2 separate regions of the Homo sapiens genome follow, and region 1 is linked to region 2. A link is an interaction called in ENCODE POLR2A ChIA-PET data of the cell type or tissue named here. Cell type or tissue: Panc1. All regions are shown on one strand.

Region 1 (5,000 bases), 58 kb before region 2:
CGGTCATGTGGGGCCCCCGCCTCGGGTCGCGGCGGGGGGCCGGACAAAGCCCCAGTGTGCCGGGCCCACGGCCCGCGGGACAACGGCAGTTTGTTGGGGCCGCGTGGGGCCGCCACCTCCGGAGGTGGGGGCGGGGGCCTTACCCCACCCTGGCACCGGCAGGCGCGGGCGGATGGGGGGATGTCGCCTAGAGCCCCCCGGCCGGCCCACAAACTCCCGTCCCCCTTCCGGCTCTGCCTGGACGTCCCTGCGGGCCCCGGGGGAAAGCACCCAACTTCTCCCGCCTCGGCTTCTAGCAGAAACGTGACGGGGCTGGACTTTGATCGCCGAGGGCTCTCTGCTCTTCAGAGTCTGCTTGGAACGGGATAAGTGGGTAATTCCTTCCGATACATCCTCTCCACCCGTGCAGAGACACCCTACCAACCAGCCTTCCTCCTTTCCCATCCATTCTCCCACCCTCCTGTTCACTCATTCACTCGTCCATCTTCCCATCCATTCATCCATCCTCTCACTCCTTCCTTCCATCCATTTCGGCCCCTAGGAGGGATGGTGCCATCCAGGGAAGCTCTGCTGGGACCAGGCACAACTGCCATTAGGTGCCCCAAGAAATTACAGGTGAATGTTGGGAGAGGGGTTTGAGGGAGGGTTCCAGTCTGAAGGAGACTACATCAGGATGTATTAATAGCTAGAGGTCAGGGTCCTGGAAGGGGTCTGGAGACCAAGGTTTGAGGCCCTGTTCACCTCTGACCTGCTAGATGACCCTGGGAAAGTCCCCGTGACCCCCAGCTAACCCTATCTGTGTTTCTGAGGATGTTGAGGTGAGCCCTTCCTGGCTTCTAGGACCAAAGCTGGAGAATGTAAAATAATCAAGACACTTCCTATAGGACTGAAATAGAAGCAGCTGCACCAGCTTTGTTCCTTCAGCCATCACCCCCACCCCTCAATCTATAGTAGTAGGTGACTGGGGATTGTGGATAGAGAGCAGGACAGAGAGAATCCACAGAGCCCTTTGAAATACAGTGATTGGAGAAAAATAAAACTGTTTCTTCCTCCCTCAAGTTCATAGCATACATGGGGCTGCCCGTCTCAGCTCTCATAAAAGCCCAGAGTTCTCATAAATACCAAATTATTCAGTAAATACTTACTGAGCATCTAGTATATGATAGAGACTAGGGACACAGCAGTGGGTAGAGATTGTTCCTACCTTCATTAGCTAATGGTATAGACCAGCATTGTCCAAATGAAATATAATGCCAGCCACATGTGCAGCCACATTTAAAAAGTAGAAACAAGTTAATTGTTGATAATATTTTTATTTAACTCAATATATCCAAAATATCATTTCAACATATAGTCAGTATTTTAAAACTATAAATGAGATATTTTATATCCTTTTTAAATTGTATTAACTATTCAAAATCTGGTGTCTTTTACATTTACAGCACATCTCAATTCAGACAAGTCACATTCCAAATGCTTACTAGCCATATGCAGCTAGTAGCTACATATTAGACATCTCAGATCTAGGAGGGAAGGCAAACAAGATAGGCAAACAAATAAATTATTTACAAATGGTCCCAGTTTTCTATGAAGGAAACAAAGCAGACAGGGAGAACCTCTCTGAATAAGTGGCATTTGAGCTGAGAGGTGATATATAAGAAGGACCCAGCTGTTTAAAGAGTGGAAAGCCAGGCGCAGTGGCTCATGCCTGTAATCCCAACACATGGGGATGCTGAGGTGGGAGGATCAATTGAGCCCAGGAGTTTGAGACCAGCTTAAGCAATATACTAAAACCCCATCTCTAAAATAAATTTGGCTGGGTATGATGGCTCAGGTCTGTAATCCCAGAACTTTGGGAGGCCAAGGCAGGAGGACTGTGTGAGCCCAGGAGTTTGAGACCAGCCTGGGAAACATAGGGAGACCCTGCTTTTACAAAAAAAAAAAAAAAATTAGCCGGGACCTGTAGTCCAAGCTACTCAGGAAGCTGAAGTGGGAGGACCACTTGAGCCCAGGCGGAGGAGGATCACTTGAGCCCAGGCGGTGGAGGCTGCAGTGAGCCATGAGCGCACCACTGCACTCAAGCCTGGGTGACAGAGCGAGACCTTGTCTCAAAAAAATAAAAAATAACACACACGAAAAAGAAAAAGAGTGGAGAGAGTATTTCCAGCAGAAGGAACAGCATGGGCAAAAGCCCTATGATGGGAATAGCTTGGCCTCTGTAAAAAGCCAGTGGGACTGGAGTAGAGGGAGCTACAGGAGGTGTTAAGAGGACGGTTCAGGGCCGGAGCATGCAGGAGCACATATGGCCATGATTGGGAGTTAAAGTTTTCCTTCTCTTCTGTCGGATAAAAATCCAACAGGAAAATTTAACCTGGGAGGCCAGGTCATCTGATTTATTTAAGTCAAATACTTCGACCCCTCACTGACCCTTTCCTTTATGGGGGCCACTGCAGCAGCTCAGGTAAGAGGTGACAGTGACCTGGGATAGAGTGGGACCCGAGAAGCTGGAAAGAAGGGGATGGACTCAGCATATATGAATATTTTCACAGGGCAGCTGAAAGGACTTGCAGATTGACTGGATGTGGGGGGAAGGAAGGAATTTTAGGATGGCCCCCAGGCTTCCTGCCTTGAAAGTCACTATCTGTGTCACAGAAATGAAAGCAGGGGTGTTCACCAATTCAACACGTTTATTGGGCACTGAGCTATATGTAGGAAATTGTGCCAAAGATGTGCTGACTTAAGTTTCCCCAAATGCCCGACCCATGGATGCTGTAAAGAAATGCTGATGCTGGGCGTGGTGGCTCATGCCTGTAATCCCAGCACTTTGGGAGGCTGAAGCGGGAACATCGCTTGAGCCCAGGAGTTGGAGACCAGCCTGGGCAACATGGCGAAATTTCGTCTCTACAAACAAACAAACTAAAACAAAAAATTAGCCGGGTGTGGTGGCACGAACCTGTAGTCCCAGCTACTTGGAGGCCAAGGTGGGAGGATTGCTTGAGGTTGAGGCTGCAGTGACCTGTGATCACATCACTGTACTTCAGCTTGGATGACAGAGTGAGACCCTGTCAAAAAAAAAGACAAAAGAAAGAAAGAAAGAGAGAGAGAGAAAGAAAGAAAGAAAGAAAGAAAGAAAGAAAGAAAGAAAGAAAGAAAGAAAAAGGAAGGAAGGAAGAAAGAAAGAAAGAAAGAGAAAGAAAGAAAGAAAAAGAAAGAAAGGAAGGAAGGAAGGAAGGAAGGAAGGAAGAAAGAAAGAAAGAAAGAAAGAAAGAAAGAAAGAAAGAAAGAAAGAAAGAAAGAAAGAAAGAGAAAGAAAACACTGATAAACGAGCCTGAAGACTAGCTCCTTACCATGGCCCTGGCCTTAGCAGCTCTGCGATCCTAGGCGGGTGAGCCAATGTCCCTTAATTTACCCATAGAGGGGCAATTGTAACAGTCCTTTGTGTTCCCACTGAGTGCTAAGGGGAAAGATACAAATTACATGTAGGAAAGAATTCTTTCAAGTTAAAAGCCCATATGTGTTATTAGACCTAACATATTTAATATCTATGTACTGTTCAGCCTTTGGAAGTATTAGTTATTACAAAGCCCAATCTGTCTTAAATCATGAAATGACCATTTTACAAAACCAATAATAGGAAGATGCTAAAATGTGGGTCTCACCCTGTCATTCCCTTGCTTAAAGCCCTTTAGTGGATTACTGTGGTAGACAAAATAATGGTCCCCCCAAAGGTGTTTACACTCTATTTCCTTGTAACTGTGAATGTTATATTACATGGCAAAGGGTAGAATTAAGGCTGCAGATGGAATTAAAGTTGCTAATTAGCTGATCTTTTTTTTTTTTTTTTTTTTGAGACAAAGTCTCACTCTGTCGCCCAGGCTGGAGTGCAATGGTGCAATCTCGGCTCAGTGCAACCTCTGCTTCCCAGGTTCAAGCTATTCTCCTGCCTCAGCCTCAAGAGCAGCTGGGACTACAGGTGCCCACCCATGCCTGGCTAATTTTTGTATTTTTAGTAGAGAAGGGGTTTCACCGTGTTGGCCAGGCTGGTCCTGAACTCCTGACCTCAAGTGATCCACCCACCTTGGCCCCCCAAAATGCTGGGATTACAGGCGTGAGCCACCGCGCCCAGCCAGCTGATCTTGAGATGGGGAGATTATGATGGATTATTCAGAGGGGCCCAACATAATCACAAGTGTCATTATTAGTGAAAGAGGGAGGCAGGAGAGTAGGAATCAGAGGGGATGAGATGACGGAAGCAGAAGTCGGAGTGGTGTAATTGCTGGGTTTGCAGATCGAAGGGGGCCCACAGCCAAGGGATGCAAGTGGAAAAGGCAAGGAAACAGATTATCCTAGAGTTTACGAAAGAAACTCAACCCTGCCGTCACCTTCATTTTAGCCCAGTGAGACCCATTTCACATCTCTGACCTCAAGAACTCTAAGATACTACATTTGTGTTGTTTTAAGTCACTTTGTTTGTTGTGATTACAAGCAGCAACAGGAAATTCATACACTCACCAACACCTTTAGGAAAATGTCCAACCTGCTTAGCATGGCACACAAGGAGGCCTTGTGGGATGTGGTTTCTGCCACTGACTTTGAGCAAGTTTTTAAATTTCTCTGGGCCTCAGTTTCATCATCTATGAAATAGGGAGGAAAAAAAACCCTCTGTAGGTCTGTAGTAAGAATAAATGAGAGGACATGTTTCAAATACCTAGTAGAAAGACTGGAACACAGTACATTATTATTATTATTACCATTGGCATTACTATTATCATGGAACAGTTGACAGAGTAGGAACCCTTGTCTCTACTCCCTTCATTAGGGCTATGTTTCCACATCTGTGAAAAAGGAAACAAGACCAAACAGGTTTGGAAACCTCGTCTCTCCCCTCTACTCCACTCTTTCCTAGTTACTGATCCGTGTCATGCTTTGCTTTCTCTGACTTCCAACTTCGCCTAATGCTCTTCTTTCTGCCTGGAATGCTCTTCCCATCCTCCTTACC
Region 2 (5,000 bases):
CATCCAGATTTAACAGATTAATATTTTACCACATTCGCATCAGATATTACATACTAACTTTTAAAATAATTTTGGATCACAAAATAATAAACATTTTTAACCTGACTTCATTATATATAATATATATAGTTTATACATAATTATTCAAATATATATTTGCATATAGTATATCTATACATACACTAAATACAAAAATATTCATTGAAACACTGTATATAATAGTATACAGTCATCACCCTTGATCCCTTAAATCTCCCTTGAGGGATGGTGAAATGAATGATAAAGCATCTATGTGATCTTGTGCATCTGTTGAAAGCAATGAGATAGGTCAAAATATCATGACATAGAAAGATATCTAAAACAGATGATTAAGTGAAAAACAAAATGTAAGATGGAGAACCTGGTATATTCATGTTCCCATTTTTGCCTTTAAGGAAGAATGTTTATGTTTAAGAAAAAGTATGAAAGGATGTTCGTGATTCACCAGTCTATCTTAGTGATTGATTGATTGACAGTTTCCTTCTCTGTTGCCCCCGATCGAGTACAGTGGTGGGATCACAGCTCTTTGCAGCCTTGAACTCCTGGGCTCAAGTGATCCTCCCACCTCAGCCTCCTGTGCAGCTGAGACCACAGGCACATGCCACTGTGCCTGGCTAACTTGTTTTTTGTAGCAATGAGTTCTCGCTATGTTGCCCAGGCTGGTCTCAAACTCCTAGGCTCAAGAGTGTGACCTTGATTCAACAGTTTGAATCCTCCCACCTTGATCTTCCAAGGTGCTGGGATTACAGGCGTGAGCCACCGTGCCCAGCCTCACTAATCTATTAACTCTGAAAACTGCAGAGAATTAGAACCAGGTCAGGAAACATTTATTTTAAACTTTATACATGTCTATTATGAATTGTTTCTACAATGGATAGGCCTTACTCTAATAATAAAATAATAAAACATTGAAAGGATATAGTTTTATAATAAAAGTGGTATAGCTCATGAAAATCAAATCAGAATATTCAGAACAGTGCAAAAAGAAAGAGAAACCTTCTCTAGGCATATTTTCTAGCAGAAACTTCTTACTATTTTGGTGTATTTCCTTCCAGGCTCATTTGTAGGGAATTTTGTTGTCATTCACCTTTTATATATAAATGATCCCATTGTATAAATACAACATTTTCTTGCACTAAACATTATCAGCAGTATTTTCCTTGTAGACTTTTTTTTTTTCATTAATGAAAATATTCCACTGAGTAGGTTTCCTGGTTTTCTAATCCCCCATGCTGCAGGCATTTGGGAAGTATTCAATTTCTTGCTATAGTGACACATAATGCTGCAAAGGAACATATTTCTTCATAAACCTTTTACAGTATTAAGATTTTTCCTTTGGATGGTGTCACAAAGATGTAAATACTGAGTCAAGCCCATCTGGCCAGATTGCTTCCCAGAAGAGTCCTTTTATCTTTTTACCCTCACTGGGTGTGGTGGCTCACGCCTGTAATCCTAGCACTTTGGGAGCTGAGGCGGTCAGATCACTTGAGGTCAGGAGCTTGAGACCAGCCTGACCAATATGGTGAAACCTGATCTCTACTAAAAATACAAAAATTAGCCAGGCATGGTGGCAGGCGCCTGTAATCCCAGCTACTCGGGAGGCTGAGGTAGGAGAATCACTTGAACCCGGGAGGTGGAGGTTGCAGTGAGCCAAGATTGTGCCACTGCACTCCAGCCTGAGCAACAGAGCAAGACTCTATCTTAAAAATAAATAAATAAAAATAAAATATTTTTACCCTCCTATTGACTGGTCCATTTCATCCCAACTCCCCAGTCCTGGGGACAATTGTTTTAAACAGCCATTTCTGAAACGACTGGGCATGTCTAGGTGAAGCAGATAGGGGCATTCATTATATGATTCTTGCAAATATTCTGTGAGTTTTGAAGTTTTCAAAATGAAAAGATTTTTTAAATGCAACTGACTTGATGAGGGAGCAGAATTTTGCCTTAGAATTAGCATTTCTTCCAATTTTCATTTTCCCCCATTTGCGTGCCTTTGAAATTATATATCTTCTATTACTAGGAACTTTGAGCTTTTTCCCAGATGGGGTCCTACCAGCTTTATTTTCTCTTTTATGTCTGTCCATATCCTTTACTTAGTAAATAAACAGTCATACATTTTATTGTTAATTCATGTGGGATTTTCATGTGACAGAAACAGACTATTGCATTTGCTACACATCTTTTCTGTGGTCACTGATTCTTTAATTTTTGCATTGACATCTGTTCATTTTTATTTTCACATGCTTGTCCATTGGTTTACTTGTCCATTGGTTTCCTCTGTGATTTTTACCATCATTTCTAAACTAAGAAAAGTCTTTTTCTCCTAAATATTTTGCAGTGAATCAGTTCTGTTTCTCTGTGGATTTATTTTGATTGTATGTTTACTCTGCTACTTGACCATTGGTCCACTGAGACCTGGTTTTAGGTTCCTCTCTAGAGACGGGAGGCTCTGAGGTTGGCTGACCCATCTCTCACCCCTTTCTTTCAGCCTCTGCTTCTCCTCTGCTCCTAAGGAGGCCCGCTGTCTCCTCCACAGCAGGCGGGAGCAGTGTGTGAAGTGTGAAGTTCTGGGAGTCGTACTTCCTTCATCTGAAGAGAGCTATTTCCCCTCTTCAGCCAGTAACTTACTTTGCCCCAGCATCCTCTTTTCCTTTTTTTTTTTTTTTTTTCAAGACAGAGTCTTGCTCTGTTGCCCAGGCTGGAGTGCAGTGGCACAATCACGGTTCACTACAGCCTCCATCTCCTGGGCTGAAGCGATCCTCCTACCTCAGCCTCCCTTGTAGCTGGGACCACAGGCACGCACCACCATGCCCAGCTAATTTTTAAATTTTTTATAGAGACTGGTCTCACTATGTTGCCCAGGCTGGTCTCAAACTCCTGGGCTCAAGCGATCCTCCTGCCTTGCCCTTCCAAAGTGCTGGGATTACAGCCTCGACTTCCCGGGCTCAAATGATCCTCCCACCTCAGCCCCTCAAGTAGCTGGGACTATAGATGCTCGCTTCCACGCCTGGCTAATTTTTGTATTTCGTGTACATACAGGGTTTCACCCTGTTGCCCAGGCAGGTCTTGAACTCCTGGACTCAAGTGACCTGCCTGCCTTGACCTCCCAAAGTGCTAGGATTACAGGCGCGGCCACCATGCCTGGCCAATACTTGCTATTATCTGTCTTTTTCATTATAGCCATCCTAGTGGATGTGCAGTGGTTTTGATTGGCATTTCCCTGATGACTAATTATACTGAGCACCTTTTATGTGCTTGTGGCCACTTATAAATCTCTTCAAATCCTTTGCCCATTCTTAAATTGGATTAACTTTTTATTGTTGAGTTATAAGAATCCTGTATGTATTCTGGATACTAGTCCCTTATTAGATACATTATTTACAAATATTTTTTCTCATTCTGTGGGTTTTCTTTCACTTTTTGATAATTTCCGTTGAAGCACAGAAGTTTTTAATTCTGATAAAGTTGAATTTATCTACTTTTTCTTTTGCCATCTGTGCTTTTGGTGTCATATCTAAGAAGATCTGCCTACTCAAGGTCACAGTGACTTATTCCTCTATTTTTCTCTATGAATTTCATAGTTTTGCCTCTTATATTTAGGTCTGTGGTCCATTCAAAATTAATTTTTGGGCTGGGTGCAGTGGCTTATGCCTGTAATCCCAGCACTTTGGCAGGCCAAGGCAGGTGGATTGCTTGAGGTCAGAAGTTTGAGACCAGCCTGGGCAACATGTTGAAACCCTGTCTCTGCAAAAAATAAATTTGGGCCAGGCATGGTGGCTTATGCCTGTAATCCCAGTACTTTGGGAGGCTGAGGCAGGTGGATCGCCTGAGGTCAGGAGTTCCAGACCAGCCTGGCCAACATGGTGAGACCCTGTTTCTACTAAAAATACAAAAACTAGCCGGGCATGATGGTGCTTGCCTGTAGTCCCACCTACTTGGGAGGCTTAGGCAGGAGAATCGTTTGAACCCAGGAGGCGGAGGTTGCAGTGAGATGAGATGGCACCACTGCACTCCAGCCTGGGTGACAGAGCAAGACCCTGTCTCAAAAAAAAAAAAAAGGTCTAAAGAAGACGTCTAGGAAAAAGATGCTAAAGAGTAAAGAGGATACCTTTTCCAGAGAGGCTGAAACCACCCTACTCTGTTCAATACACCACAGACTGGCAGAACCATACATTTAGGGGAATTAGACTTGGAGTCAGAGACCTAGAACCTCTACCTCCCCATCTGAGAAATGCCCCAAGTAAGTCCTGGAGAAAGTCAGGTCTTATGGTCATTTCATGAGGTTTGGTACTGGGTGTGGTGGCTCACACCTGTGATCCCAGCACTCTGGAGGCCGAGGCGGGTGGATTACTTGAGGTCAGGAGTTTGAGATTGGCCTGGCCAACATGGTGAAACCCCATCTCTACTAAAAATACAAAAATCAGCTGGCTTGGTGGTGGGCACCTGTAATCCCCGCTACTTAGGAGGCTGAGGGAAGAGAATCGCTTGAGCTCGGGAGGCGGAGGTTGCAGTGAGCTAAGATTGCGCCACTGCACTCCAGTCTGGGCAAAAGACTACGTCTCAAAACAAACAAACAAACAAATACAACAAGGTTTGGGGAAGCCATCCTGCTTAGTTGTGGGGTGAAGATGTTGAGGAAGGAGTATTCTGAATGGTGGTCACTTAACTTCTCTGAGCCTCCATGGTCTCATCTGTGAGATGGGAATAATTTGGGGAACAAATGAGATAATGTGTGTAAACATGCTCTGTGAGCTGCAAAGTGCTGCTGATGTCACTGGTGGTGACGATGGTGATGGTACTGAGAGGCCAAATCTCAGGGCTGGGCCTTCCAAGGCCACCCTGACCCTATCCCAGTGCTGGATCCCTTTGCCAATATTCCTACAAAGTGGCCGCCCAGCCTGGACCCCTCTAATGACAGACAGCCTACTGTGTCCTGAGATGGTTGTTCTGTATTTGGT

The links. Peaks named below come from ENCODE experiments on the same cell type or tissue, not always from the same donor. Only the 100,000 strongest peaks of a DNase experiment are listed, where the experiment ranks them.
Region 1: POLR2A ChIA-PET joins it to region 2 with 5 read pairs; 12 of 35 experiments call an interaction of 5 or more read pairs at or near these places.

What each region holds. Positions count from the first base shown.
Region 1 is chr20:31,870,581-31,875,580 of GRCh38, forward strand. TTLL9 (tubulin tyrosine ligase like 9) reads left to right here and starts at 54. Exons shown (of 15, transcript NM_001008409.5): 1 at 54-369; 2 at 542-615. The coding sequence starts at 547. It also overlaps a transcript of DUSP15 not described here. In Panc1, no CTCF peak of the experiment used is centred here; no DNase peak of the experiment used is centred here; H3K4me3 peaks cover 790 bases; H3K27ac peaks cover 636 bases; H3K27me3 peaks cover 275 bases.
Region 2 is chr20:31,928,386-31,933,385 of GRCh38, forward strand. All of the region lies in intron 10 of TTLL9 (tubulin tyrosine ligase like 9), which reads left to right. Among named protein-coding and RNA genes, the nearest start is that of PDRG1, 21 kb to the right of the region's middle. In Panc1, no CTCF peak of the experiment used is centred here; no DNase peak of the experiment used is centred here; H3K27me3 peaks cover 895 bases.